Linked DNA regions of Homo sapiens: regions 2 and 3 are each linked to region 1. Evidence: chromatin loops called from intact Hi-C (ENCODE). Cell type or tissue: mammary epithelial cell. All regions are shown on one strand.

Evidence for each region. Peaks named below come from ENCODE experiments on the same cell type or tissue, not always from the same donor. Only the 100,000 strongest peaks of a DNase experiment are listed, where the experiment ranks them.
Region 2: a loop joins it to region 1, with 7 times the contacts of the local background. A loop is called at or near these places in 14 of 110 quality-filtered maps.
Region 3: a loop joins it to region 1, with 14 times the contacts of the local background. A loop is called at or near these places in 11 of 110 quality-filtered maps.

What each region holds. Positions count from the first base shown.
Region 1 is chr6:11,492,272-11,500,271 of GRCh38, forward strand. All of the region lies in intron 3 of LOC105374928 (a long non-coding RNA gene), which reads left to right. Among named protein-coding and RNA genes, the nearest start is that of TMEM170B, 41 kb to the right of the region's middle. In mammary epithelial cell, a CTCF peak has its summit at 4,129 (motif pointing left); DNase peaks (open chromatin) are centred at 4,110, 5,800 and 7,960; H3K27ac peaks cover 267 bases.
Region 2 is chr6:11,313,778-11,321,777 of GRCh38, forward strand. LOC105374925 (a long non-coding RNA gene) reads left to right here. Exons shown (of 6, transcript XR_001743967.2): 5 at 6,609-6,985. It also overlaps a transcript of NEDD9 not described here. Among named protein-coding and RNA genes, the nearest start is that of NEDD9, 85 kb to the left of the region's middle. RefSeq lists an enhancer at 4,466-4,685. In mammary epithelial cell, no CTCF peak of the experiment used is centred here; DNase peaks (open chromatin) are centred at 2,114, 2,494 and 4,764; H3K27ac peaks cover 4,126 bases.
Region 3 is chr6:11,064,747-11,072,746 of GRCh38, forward strand. All of the region lies in intron 3 of ELOVL2-AS1 (ELOVL2 antisense RNA 1), which reads left to right. Among named protein-coding and RNA genes, the nearest start is that of ELOVL2, 24 kb to the left of the region's middle. In mammary epithelial cell, a CTCF peak has its summit at 4,401 (motif pointing left); no DNase peak of the experiment used is centred here.

The DNA.
Region 1 (8,000 bases):
GGCTGAATCACAGCTCACAGTGTATAATTTTTAGAATACTCATCTTCCAGTCCCAGCTTGACACTGACTTGGGGAAGTTACATAGCCTCTTTCAGGCCCCTGCATCCTCATCTTTTAAGACAAAGATGGTGAAAGTCTCTGTTGTCAGGATTAGAGGATTGCTTTTAGCAGAAATTCCCCATGGAGAGCAACTATTATTATGGATGCTGGATCCTGATGGATACCTCGGGGATATCCCATCCCAGTTAAATCTGTAGTAAGGGTTCAGGATGTAACATGGCAGCCAGGAACTGGGGTCATTGCACGGTCATCAAACTCTGAGTTTCACAGTAGATTTGTAGGTTTAGGTTTAAAGTTGCTTACGCAATCCCAGGTTGGTTTGGGAACTAGTGTGGGCTGAGCCTACTGGTGTGGGGAGCTGTAGCCGCAGGGTTAGGGAGAGAAAGGCAGTGTAGAGAGAGATTACGTGGGTGTAGGATTGGGGCCTCATAGACATGCCTCAAAACATTGTGAAGTAAAACTGGGAATAGGGCAACACAAGTATAGGAAGAGAGAAAATGGCCTCTCCAGAATAACTTGAGAGATAACTGCGACCACATCATCTCCAAATACTTCTCCATCCCACACTATAGAATTCCTGTCTGGAATTCCAACTGCTGGATCTCCGGGTTAGGCAACCAGGAAGAGAACATTTTCTACAGGTGGTGACGATTAAAATGCTTCTGTCACCAGAAGGCAGAGAGGCTCAGGGGGGCTGGGGGGGCTGCAATCCTTCGTTCTACTTCTTTTATCGGCACATTGTTCTTTAAAGATGTGGAGATGGTCCCTGTTGGGATAGCACGTGAAACACACTGGTTTCCTGGCTGTAAATAAAACCACTGGTGTTGTGTTTGACATAGCTGCTTTAGTACTTGGTCAGCAGTCCCATATGGTCTAGCAAACCTCTTAATTACAACTACAGAGGACAGATTCCTCTAGTAAACATCACCATGTTTAACTTTTCCTCCTCCTGCTGCTGTCAGTGCACAGAGCATTTGAACTTGTAAGCAGCAGGGGAGAAATACCAAATGTACACTCCCCTACCAGAGCTGAGCTTCTCACACCATTAGAGTTTGAAAGGGCCATTTGGGCAGGTTGCATGAAAAACTGGTAGACACCTGCTCCACTTTACCAAACCACAGTGAAGCAAAGTTTGGTTACTGTGTTTTTTTTTTTTTTTTTTTGAGACGGAGTCTCGCTCTGTCGCCCAGGCTGGAGTGCAACGGCACAATCTCGGCTCACTGCAGCCTCTGCCTCCCAGGTGCAAGTGGTTCTTCTCCTCAGCCTCCCGAGTAGCTCAGACTACAGGCGCATGCCACCACGCCTGGCTAATTTTTGTGTTAGTAGAGATGGGGTTTCACCATATTGACCAGGCTGGTCTTGAACTCCTGACATCAGGTGATCCACTGGCCTCGGCCTCCCAAAATGCTGGGATTACAGGCGTGAGCCACCGTGCCCGGCCAGTTTGATTACTGTTTTAAAGAGACGAGAGAACTAATGTGAGCAAAGGGGCCAGGTAAGGAAAAGATGACTCCGGTATCCTTGAGTAAACTCTCTGTATCCAGGTGGTCAATTTCTGATCCAGTTCATTAGCACCCATGACTGATGGAATAATTTTGCAAGGCCTGGTTTGGCAAAAGTACAGGAAGAAGGCATAGCTCTATGAGTTGAATGGAAGTCTAGAGGTACAGAAAAGGGTGGAGTTGGCCTGCCTATGAGATCATTCTAACATTGGCATGTAGAGGGGGAGGGTGTGAACTATGCTAATTTGTTATAAAAATGAGCGGAACCTTCGAGCCGGCTTCTGCTTTGAACATCCCTCCTGATCTCAGCAAGCTGCCTCCACCAGAGAAGGGCTGCCATGCTGGGAAACTCCATCCAGTGACTCCATCCCTTGGAAACATGCCCGTTTGAAAAAAGTACTACCCTGCTTAAAGATTCTAAATCTTGCCTTAATCCACTTCAGATTGAACTATTGCCAAAAAGGTACTTATTCAGAGTCTTTCACCTATGAAACCAAGATGCCGTGTGCCCATTGTAAATTCAGATGTGTCCAGTCACATGTTTAGTAGAGACATTTCAGGATGTAATTTACATAGTCATCAAACTGTGAGCTGCACACCAGCTTTGTAGGTTTGGGTTTAAAGTTGCTTGAACAATCCAAGGTCAGTTTGGGAACTAGCATGGGCTGAGCCTGCTAATGTGGGTGCATCGGAGGTGCAAGGGCAATAGGGTGGGCTTACCATGGTATGTTATTTGCCTGAGGAGTGAATGCCTTATGAGGAAGAAGTCATCCCCAGGTAGAGTATACAGATCTGGGCCACAAAACATGGTTTTTCGTCATTTTTGGAGAGACTGGGTAGTACGAATGGCTGCTCATACTGCTGTATGCCTGAACAGGCCCTCATAGACATGATAAAGGACCCTAAGGAGATGAGCCCCAAGAAGACAGCCTAGCAATGGAGGATAATAGTCACAGGGACAGAGGCTGCCTCCCTGCCTACCTCATCACACTCTAGCCACTGCACTGACAGGCTACCAAGTGCATGGAATGAGGTCATGGCCATTTGTGGGAAGTGCTTAGTAGTGACCCGAAAATCCTGCTGTCAGTATCAGTGACTGTGGGACCCAGCCAAGTACCCTCTAAAGAGTTGCAGCAGGCTTGTCACCATAGCTACTGTGGATTCACAAGGCTGTTTTGAGGATCCAGGGGAACTTCTCGAGAGCATGTGCACAATTGTCCCTGGGAATTTCCGAAACTAGCTGGGAGAGATTGGAGATGTTCTGAGGCTCTCATGCTCCACAATTTGTGGTTAAGCCAAAGAAGACAGCCTTTGCCAGTACTAGTGTGTCAAAGAAAAATATGTCACGTATACATTCTATGAGCACAAAGTGATGAGACAGGGCCATAAGTTAAGCATGGGAATCAGTCTCATCCCTGACAGACACACGTTAGGTAGGAACATGATTCTACTGATTTACCATATAATTGTGTTTGGCTTTCTTTTGTGTTAGTCCCAGCATAAGATAGATAGGGTTTGAGCTGATCACGCCTTACTTGAGCTGATCACACCTTACTTTCTCCCTCAGTTCTTGTGGTTAATTAGCAAGATGACAGGTCAGCTAGGGTATGGGTGGAGTCAAAGTTGTAGGATACCCTCAGAAAATCAGCTCTTCAGAGTTCAAGCTGCCTCCATCCTTTCTGACATTTGATTTATCCCCTACCAGGCTATGAAGCCTTGACTTTATAGTATAAACCTCTAATCAGATAAGCGGATCACAAAACCATCTTTATTCTCAAGACCACTGCTCTATTGCCCTAACCATCCTTGAGCCATCTCAGGGTAGAGGCATCAGCCTTCAGGAGTTACATAGGCACTGGCAGATCATCATAATAAGGACGGGTTGCCAACCTGCTCAGGTTACAGTGAATGCTGATGGGTAGAGTCTGCTTTGAATTTCTCTGACAAGAGGGAGATACAATGTATTTGGTTCACCCAATTCATTTTAAGGGATTTGGTTCCCAGATTTCCTGCAATCGGAATCATGGCCCATTTTCACAGCCACTAGAGCATTAAATTCGTGTATACAAAATAAAGGACTAGAAAACATGTAAACCTAAAAATGTTTAAGCTAAAATTGTGGTACAGATGTTATCTGAGTCCCATAAATCAGTATTCAGAAATATTGTCTTACTGTCAGAAGCAAACAGCAAACAGAGACTTGCATTAGCTATGTGTCTAGATAATGGCAAAAATTAAGTACAGTATTGTTTAGAAATCATAGGCTGGCAGATCTCTTTTCCTTTTCAGGGTTTAAAGAAAGCATAACCTTCTCTGTTGCATTTAACAAAGGAAAAAAAAGGATTTTCTTGTTTTTTGTGCGTACACCCTGCCTAGGGATGAGTTATTCATCAAAATAAGCTTCCTTGTGTTTTAGAATTTGAGAATTTAGAATACTGAGCATTCTCTAACACATCGCCCTAAACATGCTAGTTTGATTCTGAAGCCTTTTTTCCATTTTGTCAAGTTCACCCTCTGAAAGGGACAGTGAAAAATTAGGGGTTGGCTCCACCTGGTGCTTTGATTAGAAAATTACACCTCCATGTATGAGGGCTGTCAACGGACAGTGTGCCCTCTTGCGCACGGAAACAGTAAAAATACTACATAAATATTACTTAAAAATACTAAAACTACCCCACAAGAGTGACCAGTTAACTCACTTTCCATGCAGGGTGCTAAGGACTATTTTTGTATGGTTGTTTTAGTGTCTGTTGCTATGGAACAAATCATCTTAAAATATAGAAGCTTAAGACAACAAAATCATTTATTATCTCCCACGGTGTCTATGGGCCAGGAATTCAGAAGGAGCTCTGTCGGGTGGTTCTGCCTGGAGGCTTCTTTCACATGAGATCGCAATCAGACAGTACTTGGGGTTATTGTAAAGCCTCATTCGCTCCCGTGTCTGGTGTCTGAGCTGATAAGACTGGACAGGCTGGGGTGGGAGCTTCTCTCTGTCTCTATGTAGTCCCTCTTTAGGGTTTCTCAAGCATAGCCAGACTTGTTTCATGTTGGCTCAGAACATCCAAGGTGGTGTCCCCAGAAAGAGAGCCAGGAGGAAGCCGTGTTGCTTTTTATGATCCAGCCTCAGAGGTCAGGAAATGTCACTTCTGCTGTGTTCTGTTGATAGAGGTAATTGCAAACGTCTACCCAGGTTCAAGGGAAGGGAACATAGCCTCCACCCCTCAATACAGGAATGTCAGTGTCACGTCAGAAGAAGAGCATGTGGGATGGGATATATATTTGTGCATCATCTTTGTAAAAATACAATCAACCACAATTGTTTTATTTAATCATCCTTCACCGTAAATGAAGTTGCTTCGATATATCATTATCCCAATTTTACATTTAAGTGAAAGCAGAAGGAAACATTAAAGATCTTCTTACGCCCTTTCGGTGTCATACTAGAGCATTGCCTAATAAGCTGTCAAAAGTGTCATCTGTACACGATTCTCAGTCTTGGCGCTATTGAAATTTTGGTCTGGGTAATTCTTTGCCGTGGGGGCTGTTCAGGGCGTAATAGGTCATTTAGCAGTATCCCTGGCCCCTGCCCACCAGACACCAGTAGCACACCTTCATCCCTTTAGTTGCGATAGCCACAAATGTCTCCAGACATTGTCAGATATCTCTGGGGTGAGGAGAGGGCAAATGTTCCCCCAGTTGGGAAGTTTTACAGGAAGAAAGTTACTTTGATTATTTGCTATTGATGAAGGTGAGACTCTTGTAAAGTTAATGTTAACTTGTGGAGGATCATTATGTTGCAATTCATTTCTGTCCAGTAGGAAATATAAATCCTACAGATTATAGTTGTGTTGTTTTATAATTTACCAGTTTCAACTTCACTTGCAGTCTTATTCCAGCATTCTTTTTGTTCATTGACTATATATAGTAATTTTTCTTCTCCTTCTTCATTCATTGATAAGTTAAATAAACCTTTGTCACATGTGTGCATACACACACACACACACACACAAACGCACACACACACCAGCTCCTTGGCAGAATGCAGAGTGAGAATTCTCTCCAATATGGGGATATGGAGCTATTATGATCTCCCTTCAAGAAAGAACTTGTAGATTAGCTGTGAGGGTGCAGTTAGGTGATGGCCTTGGTTGCAGTGCCTCTGGTTGCTTAGCCACAGCAGTTGAGCTGAGGCCATGCTTTTCCTAGGCAGACCTTTAACAGCTAATGAGCACAGTGGGCGTGCCAGGGCCTGGCCCTTTCTGTTCATCATGGAACTTCTCCAACAGGCAGCCTTTGCTCTGGAGCTCTCTGTTGGGCTGGCTGAGACTTTTGCAGGACAGCACTGCAGTTTGAGACTCTTCCTAACTAACCCTCCTTCTCCCTCCCCTTTCACAGGTGACAGACCTGCATCTCTAGCCTTTTTGTGCTTCAGGCACAACTCAAAGCTGCCAATAATCATGTTGCCCAATTTGTGAGCTGGAACTGCAGTCTTTTTGTTTTTTTGAGACGGAGTCTGGCTCTTTCGCCCAGGCGGGACTGCAGTGGCGCTATCTTGGCTCACTGCAAGCTCCGCCTCCCGGGTTCACACCATTCTCCTGCCTCAGCCTCCTGAGTAGCTGGGATTACAGGCGCCTGCCACCGCGCCTGGCTAATTTTTTTTTGTATTTTTAGTAGAGATGGGGTTTCTCCGTGTTAGCCAGGATGGTCTCAATCTCCTGACCTCGTGATCCGCCCGCCTCGGCCTCCCAAAGTGCTGGGATTACAGGCGTGAGCCACCACGCCTGGCCTGGAACTGCAGTCTTAAGTGTGGCATGAGTTGCCTTCAGAACCCAAAGAGGCCTACCAGGCACTTCTTTTTTGAGGTATGAGATATAAGATGCAGCAATTTATCGTTTGCTTTGGAGGGAATATTCCAGCATGAACCTAACCACTGGATTCCTTAAATCCTCATTCATCTTTTCCTCTCTGGAGCATGAGTGTTTTACCAAGACCTCCAGCATACTAGCCACCTCTTGCTTCTTCTGGCCAATGAACATGATGTCATTGATGCAGTGGATGGGTTTGATGTTCCGTGGGTTCAGGTGATCTAGATTATTTCAGACTATTATGGCAAAGGGCAGCTGAGTTAAGATAGCTCTGAGGCAAAGCAATAAATGAATATTGGAGTCTGTCCACGTGAATGTGAATTGTTCCTGATCTTTTTTTCTAATATGGATAGAAAAGGCACATTCACCAAATAGACAACCACATGCCACGGGCCTGCGGCCTGTTTAATGTGCTCCAGCTGTGATCCCACCTCTGGCACAGCAGCCGCAGTCGACCACCATGTGATTGAAACTGTACTCATCTGTTGTCATTCTTCAGAGTCCATCCACTTCCTGCTGGGGGAGACTAGCAATTAAAAAGAGATATGATAGAGACGACCAATCCCTATTTTGTATTTACCATCTTGCCTGGGGGACAGTTTCGGAGTTTCCATTTGGCCTCTCCCACTATGATAGCACTTCCTCACTGACCAAGGAACAAATATAGGGTTTACTCCAACTGCCAAGTACATTCATTCCAGTGATACATGGAAATGGAGAAATGCTTCCTGGGTGAGTCTACAGGTTCTGTGGGCCCACTCTGTGCCAGACCCAGCTAGGACTCCATTCATTACTTGATTCTTATAAGGCCCCACTTCAACAAGGGGTCCGGGTGTCAAGGTCAACTCGGAACTTGTGTGCAATAGTCTAGACCTTCCCTTTCCCTGGCATACAGTCACCTAAGCAAATGGTCGTGGGTCCCTTTAGGGAAGGATGGGACAAGTCATCTCGATATAAACTTGTTGCAGTGTTGCAGGGTACTTATTCTTAGGGACCTGGCTGTCTTTTTAGTCAATGGATTTTGGACCTGAAAATTGGCTCAGTTCCTAGAATTGAGGAAAGTATCCTGACTTTTTACTGGGGCAATTGCTGTCAGCCTCTTGCCCCTCCTTTCTTGCCTTTTCTCGTTGTAGATGTTAAGCGTCAGCCTTGTTTGCCCTTATCTATTTTGCCTGTGGGAATGCCATGCTCCAGTATCCATCCCTCCACCTCCTTGAAGGTCAAGCCCCTTTGATGCCTCTGATCTTCCCGGTCGTTACAGTAACTGTGGACTCTGGGTTTCTAGTGGTTAAGCTTGGCCACTTGGTCTCTCATTCTGAGGCCTTACTATCCTCATGAATATTAATTACCTAGCTCTGTGACAGCAACCACTGAACATAGATGAGGCCTGATGTTTTGGTGAATGGGCCTTCCTGTGGGACATACTCCTCTGGTTAGTGTCCAGGTTTCACATAATATATCCATTCTAGCACATCTCACCTCTTTATGCTTTCCTCTAGCTTCTGCCAGGGAAACTCAGGCATTTGCACTGAGTCATTGGCTCGGGGGAGCTGGCAGGAAGCATGGATTTAGC
Region 2 (8,000 bases), 180 kb before region 1:
GAAAGGTGCCAATTTTAATTCTTTTATTATTTTGGAAGTCACGGTAATATTTGTTTTTAAAAATTGTTTCATTGTTAAAAAATAAAAAATTTACATCTTCTGGATTAGGTGACATTTCAGATCCTTCCCAACTGCAATAGACTGTGATTATAGGGAGGTTTTACAAGTTAAAACATATGGATTTGGAGAACACACAGCACAGATTTTTCTCAAAAATCCTGATTTAATAAAATTTATTTTTTTCTAGTAAAGGAACTTGTTATAGGACTTACTAACACAATTCAATTTGTAAGCCTTTTAAAGACACCCTTATAAAACATTCGCAAATTAGAAAAGCAGGCTTTTCTTGGACCATATGTTGAGATTTGGGGTTTAGAAGTATGCTCACTGTCCACATGGTGCAAGCAAGCACTCTACATAAACAGGACCTTTGGATGAGGAGATCCTTGTGGATTATAACTGTGGCTGCTCCATCTTTGTTACCCCAGCTCAGCACCTGGTGCATAGTAAGTGCTCAGTAAAATTTGGCTTTAAATGAGGACGTAGGATGAAGAAGACTCTCAGTGGGGCTCTGTTAGAATTTTCAGTGATAGGAAAGGAAAATAACTTCCTTCCAAAGAAAGGAGTGGGTGGGGAGAAAGCTAGAAATATGGATGAAGGAAGGCGTACTCTTGGACCAAGCATGGGTAAAAATGGCAGGTCTTCTGCCTGTAGGGTGTTTCTCTCTATAGATTGAAATAAGCATGATTGAGCAAGGCAGCTTTTATGCCCCCTCAAAACAGCCTAGGTTCCTGATTTCCTGGCTAATCCACTTCATTTCCTACACTGAGGCTTGTGGACCATCCAGTCTATGTTTTTTCTTATCTCTCTTTGGATGTTTCTCTAGTCTGATATCTGACCCAGGTTTTCCAAACTTCTGTAACTCCCATTCAACCATGTGCAGCTGGCAGCACATGATGGTATTCACAGCAGGAAGAACTGTGGCCTGCAAGTCAGGAGACCTGGGCTCGACTCTCAGGTGTGCAACTTCAGGCAGTTCAGCCATTCCTGAGTCTCAGTTTCCTCAGGCATCAAATAAAGAGATCAGACAAAAATGCATCCTCAGTTTTGTATCTTATTTAGGTTATAACCTGGATATATAATTAGTGGGATACCAGAAAAGGCCTTTATCAGTTATGAATATTATAAATTGAGTGAAGCTCTCTGGTTAGCTTGTCGCCAAATGAGTAGTGTCCTAGGGGAATGGAGACTGATCTAGCTCTGTCTCCCTGATGGTTCTGCCTTAGGGTAATTCTGGGCCCAGGATCAATGCAGCCAACAGAACTACTTCCTGGGCTGCTAACAGTATCTGAAGCAGAGGTCTGTAGAAACTACAGAATCACTGACTTGTCTTCCTTAGCAACTTTATTTCCTCAGGCTGTGGAGCCCTACCAAGATTTTGCTTGACAGTTAATGAGGGAGTCCTTCTACCACGTTGGGATTCACACAGTTTATTTTGGTAGGTAACTAAGGCAGACAGAGATCATTAAACCCTTCATAAAACAGCCCATCAGCCACCTGCTTGCAGAGCAAAAGGCTGCTCTTTGGCAGGAAAGACTGTGTTCTTCAGCCCACTCTTGGGTCCCATGCAAGATTCTAATGAGGTTGCCTGTGAAAACTTTTTGGTTATGATATATTTCTTTCCATTTGTATAAAAGCAACCAATAAATACCAGTGATCTTGTCAGGCCATGCCAAAGAAGAATTTGTTGGGGATTTAATATCCCAATGCATTGGACATACTTGAATTTGGCTGAACAGCCAAATTGGGTGGTTTGGCTCAATTTAACCAGTTTAAATGTTGTTGGTGTATAGCTTTGCAAATGACTTTGGTTCTTACTGAATGATCACTGGAGGGGATTGGCTTATAAATGAATTCAAAATCCTCAGGTGTGTTTTAAAGATCTACAAAACAAGTCTCTCCTTTGTTGTAAATGGGCAAGACTCAATAAAGAGAGTGAGATGAAAAGAGCTATTAGTTCATCTGTTAGGGCATCCAAATATGCACCCAGAAGGCATAGCAACAAATAATTCATGCTTTAACATGTTCTACAAACAGCAAGGTATTCCAAACTACTGCCAACCACCTGACCAGGAAAAAGGGCATGGTGGTGATCATGAAATAATTGAGGGTAAAAGGCAGGGTTATAAGTCCTTTAAACCCTTTTGAGCTTAGGTAATGTCTTGCTGGGCACGTGGCTCTGATTCTTTCTCTGGTCTTTGCCAGCAGATTTTTAGGAATCTCCTGGCAGAAGAGCATTGTTTGTGGCACCTTCCACTTCTGCAGCACTCTTGGATGCTGACTATTTACAAGGACTTTCAACTGCCTCCTTCACCCATCTGGTATTAATTTTTATTTCTTCGTTATTGAGTCTCTGATTCATCTCTACGCAGACCTTTGAGTTTCCTGAAGGCTTTGCTTCCCCAGACAGGGTGCCCCACCCAAGTAAGTTCACTTGCTGTTTGCTTTGAGGAAAGTCAGGATCTAGAGTTCCCCAGCTCAGAGAACAAGACTATGACTCACTTTATCATCAAAGTCAGGATGGAGAGGATTTCCTTCATCTCCCTTTACTCTCACTCCCACGTCTGATCGTCTCATGGGTAATGGGGTCTTGGCATTTCTAGCTTGTAGGATCTCCCAGCTCCCTTCATTCTGTCCTGTGTCTCCATCTCAGTTGCCTCTGTCTTAGCTCACAGTCTCTCTCCTGGACTGTTGCAATTGTCTTCATATTGTATCCTAAAGGCAATGGGGTAGGCTTGGAAATGCTTTCAGTGGGAATTAACTCGATCACATTTTCTTGCATAAGAATCACACTGAAAATAGTCACTAATTCATTGAAGGGGCAGTTGAAATGGAGGTGGAGAGAAATCCATTATAAAGCTATACTCCAGTTGAGAATTATAAGGAAGGTTCGGATTAAGCTGGAGACAGGGACAGTGAAGAGGAGAGGAAATGGATATTTAGCAAGGAGAACCGAAAGAGCATAGTAACTGATTTGAATTACAAGGTGGGAGACGGAGCCGTTGGTAATAAATGTCTCCTGGATAAAACCTCTGGAGACTGCATGGATGCTAGTATCATTCTGAGAAAGAAGAAATTAAGAATTAAGTCTACGGGGGAAATGGTGAATTTGAATGCGGCATGTTAAGTTCCAGTTTCATGTGGAGACTATCCAATGGGGAGAGAATCTGTAAGCAGTTATATATCCCAAGTCTGAGATTCAGAGAGAGAGAATGTTGAAGACAGAGATTTTATAGTCATGAGCCTAGAGCTGGCAGTTAAAGCAAGAGAGCTTATAACATCTGCCAGACAGAGCTTGTTAAATGAGATAGGGGGCCAGGCACGGTGACTCACACTTGTAATCCCAGCACTCTGAGAGGCCGAGGCGGGCAGATCACCTCAGGTCAGGAGTTTGAGACCAGCCTGGCCAACATGGTGAAACCCCGTCTCTACTAAAAATACAAAAATTAGCTGGGTATGGGGGTGCGGGCCTGTGATCCCAGCTACTCGGGAGGCTGAGGAAGGAGAATTGCTTGAAACTGGGAGGTGGAGGTAGCAGTGAGTACTCCAGCCTGGGCTATAGGGTGAGGCTCCGTCTCAAAAAAATAAATTAAAAAAAAAAAAGATAGATAGGAAGATGGTAGGATCCTGGGGACTATCACTCCTAGAGGGCCGCACAGAGAAGAGAGGCCTGAAGGAGAGATTCAGGATGGTGCGTTATTACACAAAGAACAGAGGAAAGAACTTGACAATTAGATTATGCAGATTCTTGAGATCAGTTTCAAGAAAATGATGGGGACAGGCGCCAACTGCCGCTGGGTTGACTTGTGAATGAGAGATGAGAAACTGCAGACAGTCTAGACTTCTCTTTCTAGAAACTTGGCTGTAAAGAAAAGATGATAAACGGGAAATGGGTGACAGCATGCGTGGCCAGTGCACCCGAGAACAGGAAGGCACACGTGATAGTTAATTCTATGCGTCCACCTGACTAGGCCACAGGATGTCCAGACATTTGGGCAAACATTATTCTGGGTGTTCTGAGGGTGTTTTGAAATGAGATTAACGTGTAAATCAGTAAATTGAGTAAAGCAGGTGGCCCTCCCGATGCAGGTGGGCCTTGTTCAATCAGTTGAAGGCCTGAATAGAACAAAAAGGTGGACCTTCCCCTGAGCAAGAGAGAAATCCTCCTGCTTGGTCGTCTTTGAACTAGAACATTGGCTTTTTCTCACCTTTGGACTTAAATGGAGATATCAGATCTTCCTGGGTCTCAAACCTGCTGGCCTTTGTGCTAGAGCTATGTGATCCGCTCTCCTGGGTTCCAGAGCCTCAGACGCAGACAGGAACCACACCATCAGCTCTCTTGGGTCCCCAGTTTGCCAACTCATTCTGCAGATCTTGGGACCTGCCTGCCTCCATGATCACATGAGCCAAGTTCTTACAAGAAATCACTTTCTAAATATATATGTGTATCTTATTGGTTCTGAGAACCCTGAGTAATGCAGCACAAAATGGAAAAGAAAAGAGAAAAATAGAAAAGAAGGAAGGAAGGAGGGGTGAGAGGAAGGTGTGGAGCGGGGGATGAGAAACACAGCCTCTGTGCTTTGCAAGTGTGGGGAGACGGCGGGTCACTGCATCATTGTCTGTGATCGCTGACGGCGTTGATGACTCACTCATGTTACATAATTAGAATTCACCTTCAGACTTTGCTGTCTTACCATTTCGTCTCATAGAAACAAGGCTTCCTAGCTTGGCTTGTTTTCTTGTTACTCAGGGGCTGTTGCTAGCATAAGGTCATACTTAGAAAGCTGAACCCTCAATAAGATTACTCAGAGACTTGGCAGCTTTTTCCCTGGCCATTTTGTCTTTAAGTTAAAAAAAAACAACAGAAAACAGCTCACTCTTCTAAAATGACATTACACATCACTTTGAAATATGTCCTGTAGGCCAGCCCTGAAATGTATGGTCTTTCTGGACATTCATTGGAGAGAAGCTCTGTTTTTAAAAATGTAAAAAAAAAAAATTGTTTTACTCTAAAAGAGCGTCTCTGATAACCCAGTTTTTAGGAAACTATTGGCTGAAAAGAAACAACAGGAGAGGTGAGAATTTGTCCAGTTTATACCTAATTCATTTCTGCCATTATCCCATTCTGGGATAACTTCAGAAACCACGAGGGCCATTTAACCAAGAGATTTATTGGGCCTTAGAGTTCATTATGTTTCTGCCTTGTTTTTATAATGCTTTTGTTATAATATTAAAGTGACAAAGATAAACAACTTTATTTGTGGTTGTGCAGATGCCATGTGGAATATCTGCTCGGCTTGAAAAGATTCCCCTGGCTCTTCTGCCCACTCAGAACAGCGGGACCCACATTTCAGCTTGGACAACATGACCAAGCTCTGCTGTTCACAGCTGCCTGGCCCAGGCTGGGTGCCTGGCCCCAAGTTCAGGGCCAACGCCCTTTTCTGGGAATGGGGAATCAAAGCAGAAAAGCATCCTGTGCACTCACACTCTCACACACCCACACACTCACATGCACACTCACATGCACACTAACATACACACAAGTCTCACACTCACACACACTCATGCACCCTCACATACAGTCACACATGCACACTCACACACTAACATGTACACACACACTGGTACACACTCACACTAACAAGCAAATAATCACACACTCATGCACACACACACTAACATGCACACTCACACTAACATGCGGACACACACTAACATGCGGACACACACACTAATATGCACTCACACTAACGCACACACTAACCATGCACACTCACACTCACACACACACACACTAACATGCACACTCACACATGCCACACACTAACATGCACACATACACAAACATGGACACTCACACAAACATGCACACACAAACATGCACACTCACACACTAACATGCACACACACACTAACATGCACACTAACATGCACACTCACGCACACTAACATGCACACTCACACACTGGTGCACACTTGCACTAACAAGCAAATACACTCACGCACTCATGCACACTCACACACTCATACACACTAACATGCACACATGCACACAAAGTCTGTCTCCAACTGTGAATTTGGTCACTATGAGCTTCCACCTTTACCTGTTGTGAGGATTGAATAGAAGAGAGGAAAAAAATATTTCAAGAAAGAAGATCCAAATAGAAGCAGCAATGGGTGACAGGCCCTGTATCCTTGGCTGTCCTGTGGTCTCCCAGCTCCTGGATGCTGTCCCTCCTGGGAGCACGGCTGCACTCCTGCCTACTGTACCATGAGATGTGTCCTTCTTCTTACAGTGACCACGCCCTGCCGCTCTTTCTCCCCCAGTCCACTGCCAAGCTGAGTTGAACTGTATTTTGTTACTCACAGTCAAAAAAATCCTAATTCATTAGGTTACGATTTTAAAAATAAAAATATATCTTTCTTGGGTTGTATCATAAAGAATCAGGTTTGAGAATTTTGATGGTTGTGGCTTGGGAAGTGAGAGGGGGAACCTGGTCTTCTAATTAAATAACCTTCTATACTCTCTCGCCTTTTTCTTATCCCAGGAAAGCCTCAGGAACTTGTTGCAATAGGGACTGCCAGGTCCCGTTGCACTATTGGTGGAAGAGAGGTCCACACGGTGCCTACGATAAGCGATTTGTTCGTATCTATCCAGACTGCAGGTGCATACAGCCACTCATCCTCAAATGCCATCCTCAGGAGTTTATGCTGCACACAGACTGGCACATGTGCAGGAAGACATAGTGCAGGGCTACGTGCTACAACATTGTTGGTGACAGCAACATATTGGAAGCAACCTGAATTTTTGTTAATAGAGGATTGGCTACATAAATGATGCTAATCTATACAACTGGAGTACTATGATGCCATAAAAAAGAATGTACAAGGTCTTTACGTTTGGAAAGATCTCTAAGATATAATGGTGAGTGAAAAGTGTAAGATGCAGAGCACTGTGTTTTACAGGCTGTCATTTGGGGGCTGACAACATCTATTCAAATGTGCTTTCATATATATTGAAAGCACTTTGGAAGGAAAAACATCAAATCAGTACCAATGGTTTACTTGTGTGTATGAATGTGTGTATGGCAGGGGTGGGGTGGGGGTAGGTGGCTTAGGTACAAGACAGGAATAGCAAAGAGACTTTTTAACCATATACCTCTTAAGAGGTTAAAAAAAAAACCTGTTGAAGCATGTGTTGTTAACCATGACAGAGAGAGAGAGAATGAAGGGAGGGAGATAGGGAATGAAAGAAAAAGAGGGAGGGAAATGGAGGGGCAAAGAAAGGAAGGAAGGAAGAAGGGAGGGACAGAAGGAAGGAGGGAGGGAAAGAAGGAAGGAGGGAGGGAAAGAAGGAAGGAGGGAGGGAAAGAAGGAAGGAGGGAGGAAGGAAGGGAGGGAGGGAGGGAATTGGCTCTTTCCTGAAGCTACAGCTTAACAAATAAAAGCGAAGGCCACCAGCAGCGATGGTTTGAGAGGTGAAGGATGACGTAGTCATGACTCCGAGAGCTGAATTCCCTGCGCATAGTGTGAGTGAAAACCTGTGTGCGTTACATCACAGAAAGCTATTCAAAATGCCGTGAGCCCAGTGAGGTCTGCAGGACAGACATACAATTGCTTGCAAACAAGTAGCAGGACAATGAGCTTTGTTTCGTGTTTATCGGCAGATTTTCTTTGCCTCTCAAGGGAGCTGGGAGAAACTCAAGTCTGAAACTCAAACTCATCTCAGTCATTCCTTTCCCTTCAACTAGACCTGAACCTCAGGAGATCTGGAGTATGTGCTGAATTCTACTGGGAACTGAGCCCTCTGAATATTATTATTGTTTTGCTAATACTTTTTGCTGGAAAGTACATCAAACCAGGATGTGTTGTACCTCTTGCTTTGCCAGACTATTTAAAAGCAAAAGTGACCAGATATCCAACTTAAGGCTGATCCAGGT
Region 3 (8,000 bases), 430 kb before region 1:
ACTAGCAGAGTTTCATGAAATACAGCTTACAACTTCTGTTCAGGTAATCTCACCAAGACTTCAGATATTCAGGATCTAGTAGCATTTTTATTCAGTGAAAACAAAATCTTTCCTCCTTCCTTTTTTTTTTAATATTTGTTCTTCATTCAAATTTCAAATGGTATTGTATATTGTGGCAAAAGAGAGTAAATGCTGCTTCATCCTCAGTGGGAACTAAATCACTCCTCTTTGGCTGCAAGCCTGTAGCTGGTGATGCACACAGATGGCCCCGGCATTGTTTCTGGGATTAGCAAGAAGAGACTCCCTTGTGCGATAGAATCAGAAGCCTGCCAGTCAGCCTTAGGAGAAAACAAAACTGGCTGAGATAATGTGTTCATTAAGGTGGCTATCCAGGAATTTTCAATGTTTTTATTTACTTCCTCTAGCTTTTTCTCAAAGAAGGTTTCAAGAGAAAGCTATTTGTCAACCTAAGGAAGCATGTGCATCCGTGGCTCAGTCACTTGCACTTGTTTTATAGAATGATGTTTTCCCTCAAGCTAGTAACTGAGATAGAGTAATGGAAAGAAAGATGACTTCCCGAAATACATACAAAAATAAAATATCTGCTGTCAGGCAATCTTTATTAAGGATATTTAAAATGTAATTATTGTACTTCAGTTTGAATAAGTAAAGTCTTTTGCTACTAATATTCATCATTATTCAGCTACTTATTTTGCCAGTTGCTGCAGTCTTGACTTCAGATAGCTAAGTGTGTTTCTGGACTTGTCCTAGGCCAAAGGAGAGCCTTGCTGCCTTGATGGAAGTTACACCACCTCTTTTATCCTGGTTATGCTCTTATCTGGTGACTGGTCATGTGAGGGTAGAAAGGCCCAGCTCCCTATGCCACTTCTGGAGCACCCCATAGGACGAAATGAGTCCCGCCCCCACTGGCCAGTCCTGCTTCCTCACTCCCTCACAGACATTGATCCCAAGAGCACTCCCCAGTAAATGTTCTCCATTTCAGAGACTGCTTCCCATAGGCAAACGGACCCACAACAATATATTCAGAAAGGTATTCCCCCACAATTCACGTGCTGAAGTTCTAACTGCCATGGAGGGTGGAGCCTTTGGGAGGTGATTAGATAATAAGGGCTCTGCCCTCATGATTGGGATTCGTGTCCTTATAAAGAGACCCGACAGAGCTAAGCTCACTCCTTTTGCCATGTGAGAACTCAGCTAAAAGGTGCCATCTGTGAACTTGGAAATGGGCTCTCACCAGACACAGAATCTGAAGATGCTTGATCTTGGACTTCCCAGTCTCCAGGACTATGAGAAGTAAATTTGTGTTGTTTGTAACCCACTCAATTTGTGGTATTTTGTTATAGCAGCCTGAACTAAGACACCAACTCAACAATTAACTTAGATTTATCTAAACCCCCCAGTTATTTCCTGTATTATTTAAAAATAGGAAATACTGTATTTCCTATATTATTCCAAAGCAAATCCCATATGCCATATTTTTATCTGTAAACATATCAGGATGTGCTGTATCTTTCAAAAGTAAGGACCCTTGCTTTTAAAAGCCATAACCACAATACCATTATTACACCTTTAAAAGTTAACAGTAATTCCCAATAACATCAAATAAAGTCAGTGTTTACTTAATTTGAAACAGGATCTATATAAGGGCCTATAATTGTAATTGATTGATATGTCTCTTAATTTTCTTTTGATCTTTAGCTTCTTTTTTTCTCATCAGATAGTTTTTAATCCGTATAATTTTCAACTTTTGTGATTACTGTGCTTGGATATATGGTCCCTTTTTGTATGGACCGTAAGCTCAGTCTCAAGAGTTTATGGTAATACATGTGATACTAATAGTAGCTGCCTTTTGAGGCCTTTTTATGAACCAAGCACTCATAGTGCTTTGCATATATTATCTCAGTTAATCTGTGTAATAACCCTCAGCCCAATTTTACAGATAGAAAAACTCTCCCATTTGAGACTTCCAGAGGTGAAGTAATAAGAAACAGAGCTGAACCACGTCATTCTGACTCCAGAGTTCATGTTCTCAACCTCTAGGCTCCGCTGCCTGAGTAAACGTATTAGAAGTTAATGCCATGCTGAGTGAGTGCTATGTTATTCTCAGTACTTTCATGGGTGTTTGAAATTTTTCCTAGGTTAACAAAAAAAAAATTGAATGCTGTCATAAAATGGCCATGTGGTCAATCTAAATCAACAAACTTTCTGTGTACATGGAACTGGGTAGGAGCTGAGCAAAATCCATAGATAAATGATGTTTGATCTCTGCCTTCCAGATGCTCACAGGCCAAAGGTTGGTGGCGGGAGACAGACAGATACAAAAGCAGATTGAATAAAAAGTGGGCTGTCGGGAGTCTGTAGTAGAGCTGTAGACAGAAAGTGATGGAGGCAGAAAGGTCATTCTAATTTGGGGGTCTAGGGAAGGCATTTTGGAGAATGTGGGAGCTGCAAGGCCCTTGAATGATGAGAAGGATATTAGCAAAGTGTAGGTGGATGAGGATTGAAGATGATGAGTATTAAAGTGTGATACCACATTCTAATGAAGTTCCTTTGGGGCTTCTCTTTCTCCCAATTGACTACGTGGAAATGCACAAAGCATTCATTAAAGCTTTCTCCCCAGCTCAGCAACTTGCGACACAGACAGATAGGAACTAAACTCTGACCCTGCCTTCACTGCCTTTCCAGGCAGGATCCAGGTTGGAGTGCTGATGTTAAGGTCATGTTGTCCACCTGTATTAACTGCCATTATCTGTTTAGGTCAGGCAGCTTGCCAGGTCTATCTTGGCAGGAAAGCCTCGGTTCCCAAGATAACCTGTTTTGTGCCTCTCTGATTACAACCTGACTGCAACCCTGCATTGTTCTTGGTGAGCAGTGAGCAGCTATCACTGCACAAGGTGACCAAACTCTGTGCTTAGTGGCAGATCCATCTGAGATTCCTTTTGGGTGTGCTAAGAAGCAAGGCTCTCCTTTCTAGTACTTGGAGGGACTACTTACTTCATTTTACATCTTTATTAGAAAAACCTGCTTCTCTGGCTTTACGAGGCTAAGCAAAAAGGGCGTGCTAAGCAGCAAGGTTTTCATTTCTGTTTTGTCACCTGTCAGCAGCAGAAGCTCAGGCTGCCTGACCTTTTCCCAAGCCTAGTGTCTCCCACCTGCCTCCTCGCACATCTTGCAGTTATGTTCTCAGGAAAGTCAAGCAGGTTTAACATTAATCAAAGACAAACCTAAGTAGAGGAGTAAATCGACTACCCACTCCTCCCCTCCAAACAGTATGTAGTAATGAATTCAAAAGCAAAGTATTTTCATTATCCGTGCTAGCAACTCTTGTGACTAAGGATGAAAGTTGAGTTAATAATAAGCCTACAGGCCCTCACTTCAAAGATATAAGGATAACGTATAAATCAATGTTGCTATATTATTTCCAATGAGATTTTTTTAATGTTTACACTTACATGTTTTATTTTCTTCTTATCACATTTATAACATGTAATAGTTCTTAGTGCTGTCCATTAAATATTTCTGGTTTTCCTCCAAATTCACAATAGTAGTATATTTCCTGAACTCTAGAAGTTAGATGTGGGCATGTGATTTACTGTATAGTTAAGACAGTGTGAGTGAAGGAAGTGGATGCCACCTCCAGACAAACTTTGGGAGCCAACGCATGATTGCCTGTGCTTTGCTGTCCCTTTGCCACAGTAACTGGTGACTTTTGGGGTGACGGCTGCTCCTTCGGTCTGATTCACCTGGTAGATCCCCCAGCCAACTCTGTGATAGATATGCAGCACAAGGTGGAAATCAACCCTGGATGTTTTAAGTGACTGAAACTTTGAGGTGGAATGTTACTGCAGCATTACCTAGCCTCATTTGACTGAAATATAGGGTTTTTAAAAAGGCTTCTGAGGATTAAAATGAGCCTCTATAACTTGAGAAAGGATTTTGTCTTGATGAGTGTGATAAAACGCTCACCCTCTACAAATTGGAGGGACTAATGATAATTTTGCCCATCTTTCTAAAAAGGCTTATTTTCCAGTCCTTTGATGACTTACATTATAATCATAATATATAAATATTATGTATATAACACATAATATAGCCCCTTGTAACAAGTTCTTTCCCCAAAAAACATTAACTAAAAGTTTTACAAAGTATTATAGCAAGCTAACTTGGAGGAAATTGCCCTCGTATTTAAGATTTAATACTAAAAATTTCACATTTGTAAAACTTTGGTTCTAAGACTTCCCATGCTCATAATCTACAAGACTGGCCCTTTTTGGTTAGATTTGCTACAAGAACCTGACAATAAAGACTGAGCTGACAAATCTATTGAATAAATTTATGCTGAGCTTCACTGTGTCAAATTTATATTTTAGCACCCTCTGCTGGAGAAACTATATACACTTCTGATAAATGCAGGTGATTTATGCCAATGTGATCATTCTGACTTGTGTCTTAAATATAGGATTTGGAGAATGTTATTTAAAATCTGTACTAAAAGAAGCCTCTCCTTTAAGCAAATGGCCTTCTGACAAACTATCCATGCACCAGTGGTATTTGTCTCCTGCAGATCCCCTAGAAAGACATATACATGCACATATAGTCATTAATGTGTGTATAGTTTACACATGGAAAAAGTAGAAATGGGCTTAATGAAAATGAGAAATTTGTAGGCCAGACGCGGTGGCTCACGCCTGTAATCCCAGCACTTTGGGAGGCCAAGGCAGGCGGATCACGAGGTCAGGAGATCGAGACCATCCTGGCTAACACAGTGAAACCCTTTCTCTACTAAAAATACAAAAATTAGCCGGGCATGGTGGCAGGCACCTGTAATCCCAGCTACTTGGGAGGCTGAGGCAGGAGAATGGCGTGAACTTGGGAGGCGGAGCTTGCAGTGAGCCAAGATCTTGCCACTGCACTCCAGCCTGAGGGCGACAGAGTGAGATTCCATCTCTAAAAAAAAAAAAAAAAGAAATAAGAAATTTGTAATACTATGCCTTTCTTCAACACAGCCTCCCCACCATATATTCTTGTGAGCAAGCACACTTATAGCCTCCAGTCTCTTCTGATTCATCTGCCAAATCTCAGTCCAAATTATGTCATTCCTACTCATTCATTCAGCAAACCATGTGACAGACAAAGTGTTAAGTGGTGGGAATCCCATTTTAAGCTAAACACATTATCTCCTATCTTAGTCTGTTTTATGCTCCTATAACTGAATACCACAGTTTGGGTCATTGATAAGGAAAAGAAATGTATTTTTTATGGCTCTGGAGGCTAGGGAGTTTAAGGTCAAGGGGCTGATCATCTGATAAGCGCTTTCTTGCTGTGTCACCCACAGTGGAAGCTGGAAGGGCAAGAGACCATGAGAGAGCAGAGGAAAGGGGGTCGAACTCATTTTATCTGGAACTCACTCCTAACCCACTCCCAAGGGAATGGCATTAATCTATTTATGAGGGCAGAGCCTCTATCACCTCTTAAAGGTCCCACCTCTTAATACTGTTACGGTGGCAATTAAATTTCAATGTGACTTTTGGAGGAGACATCCAAACCATAAAATATCTCTGTCTTTAGGGAGTTTATGGTCTTATTGGAGAACAGACTTTCACCAAATGAAGAGGTTAGTAAGTATTTAATTATGAACTGTAGGCCGGGCACGGTGGCTCACACCCTATAATCCCAGCACTTTGGGAGGCTGGGAGGCAGGTGTGGATCACTTGAGGTCAGGAGTTTGAGACCAACCTGACCAACATGGTGAAACCCGTCTCTTCTAAAAATACAAAAATTAGCTGAGTGTGATGGCATGTGCCTGTAATTCCAGCTACTCCGGAGGCTGAGGGACAAGAATTGCTTGAACCTGGGAGGCGGAGGTTGCAGTGAGCTGAGATTGCATCACTGCACTCCAGCTTGGGCAACAGAGGGAGACCCTGTCACAAAAAATAATTTAAAAAAAATTATGAACTGTGATATGTGTTTTGAAAGGGTACTCTATGTGAATATCTTAATTATATGAATATGTTAACCTAATTTAGCCAGCTAAGTTAGAAAGCAATATTTGGGCTGAGATGACCTGAACTTGGTGGACGGTGCTAACCAGCTGAAGAGAGGGGTAGGCTGGTGGAGGAGGAGCATTGCACACACAGAAAGCAGCAGGTGCACCACTCTGCATCCAGAAAGGATAAGTGAAAGACAAGGAAGATTCCATAGTAAGGAGATCAGGGGGAGTGTTGCTATTTTACTTTAGAAAGTGGGAGCTGGTAAAAAAAAGGCCGATGGAAGGCAGGGTAGATGGGATAGGCAGTACATTCTCAGCTCTGCATTTCAAAACAAAATTGCTCTTGCTGTGTTTGGGAGAAGAAATAACTGGTTGGATATAATAAGACTGGGTTCCCTTTACTCTACAATTGAACCTAGTGCCCAAGCATGACATGTAAGTTTCTCTAAGTGGGCTCTGTCTGTTTCTTCAATTTCATCCTCACGTGCTCTGTGATACTGATTGTTTCCTGAGAACGTGTACCATGCTCACTTGAAATGCCTTTTCTTTTTCTCACTTCTCCTTTCTCCATCTATGGAAATGCCATTTATTTATTTATTATTATTATTATTTTTGATACAGAGTCTCACTCCGTTGCCCAGACTGGAGTGCAGTGGCATGGTCTCAGTTCACTTCAACCTCCACCTCCCAGGCTCAAGCGATTCTCCTGCCTCAGCCTCCCGAGTAGCTGGGATTACAGGCACCCACCACCAGGCCCAGCTGATTTTTGTATTTTTATTAGAGACAGGGTTTCACCATGTTGGCCAGGCTGGTCTTGAACTCCTGACCTCAAGTGATCCACTAGCCTCGGCCTCCCAAAGTGCTGGGATTACAGGTGTGAGACACTGTACCCAGCTGGAAATGCCATTTATTCTTAAAATACCAATGCAAGACCACATCCTTTGGGAAGCTTTCTCTTTTTTCATCCCCACTCAACATGAATTCTGCTTCTACTTCTTCTATACTTCCATAACATAGCATCTGCATTTCTACATAAGACATCTCATACTTCTCTGCACCATGAGATTGTAAAAAATATAAAAGGGATAATGTCTTCTTTCCTCCCTCCGGCCTCCCCCCATCCCCGGTATTTCCTAGATCATTGCTTTGAACTCAGTAGTGCACTTTGAAGTGAAATTTATCATTACATTTCATTACACTATAAATTTCATTAGATCTCTCATAGTTCCAAATTAATAAGGATACATTCATACACACAAATACATGTAGAGGCACACTTCTAAGAACGGAATGGGCAAGAAGTTAATGCTTTGCTTGGGTTGAGAGAGAAAACACTAGAAAGTAGACAGAGAAAGGGAAGGGAGGTGGGAAGGAATAGGGAGGTGAGTTGGAGTGGGTAGGCAAATAGGTGAAAAGTGTGAGTAGTAAGTGAGGTGACCAGAGGATGACCATATAAATAACCATGCTGACATGGTTTGGCTGTGTTCCCACCCAAATCTCATCTTGAATTGTAGCTCCCGCAATTTCCACATGTTGTGGGAAGGACCTGGTGGGAGGTAATTGAATCACAGGGGTGGGTCTTTCCCTTACTATTCTCATGATAGTGAATAAGGCTCACAAGAGCTGATGGTTTTTTTTTTTTTCTTTTTTTTTGAGATGAAGCTTGGCTCTTGTTCCCCAACTGGAGTGCAGTGGCACAACCTCGGCTCACTGCAACCTCCGCCTCGGGTTCAAGCAATTCTCCTGCTTCAGATTCCTGAGTAGCTGTGATTACAGACACATGCCACCGTGCCTGGCTAATTTTTTGTATTTTTAGTAGAAATAGGGTTTCACCATGTTAGCCAGGCCGGTGTCGAACTCCTGACCTCGAATGATCCTCCCACCTCAGCCTCCCAAAGTGCTGGGCTTACAGGCATGAGCCACCATGCCTAGCCAGGATCTGATGGTTTTATAAAGGGGAATCTTCCTGCACAAGCCCTCTTCCTTGTCT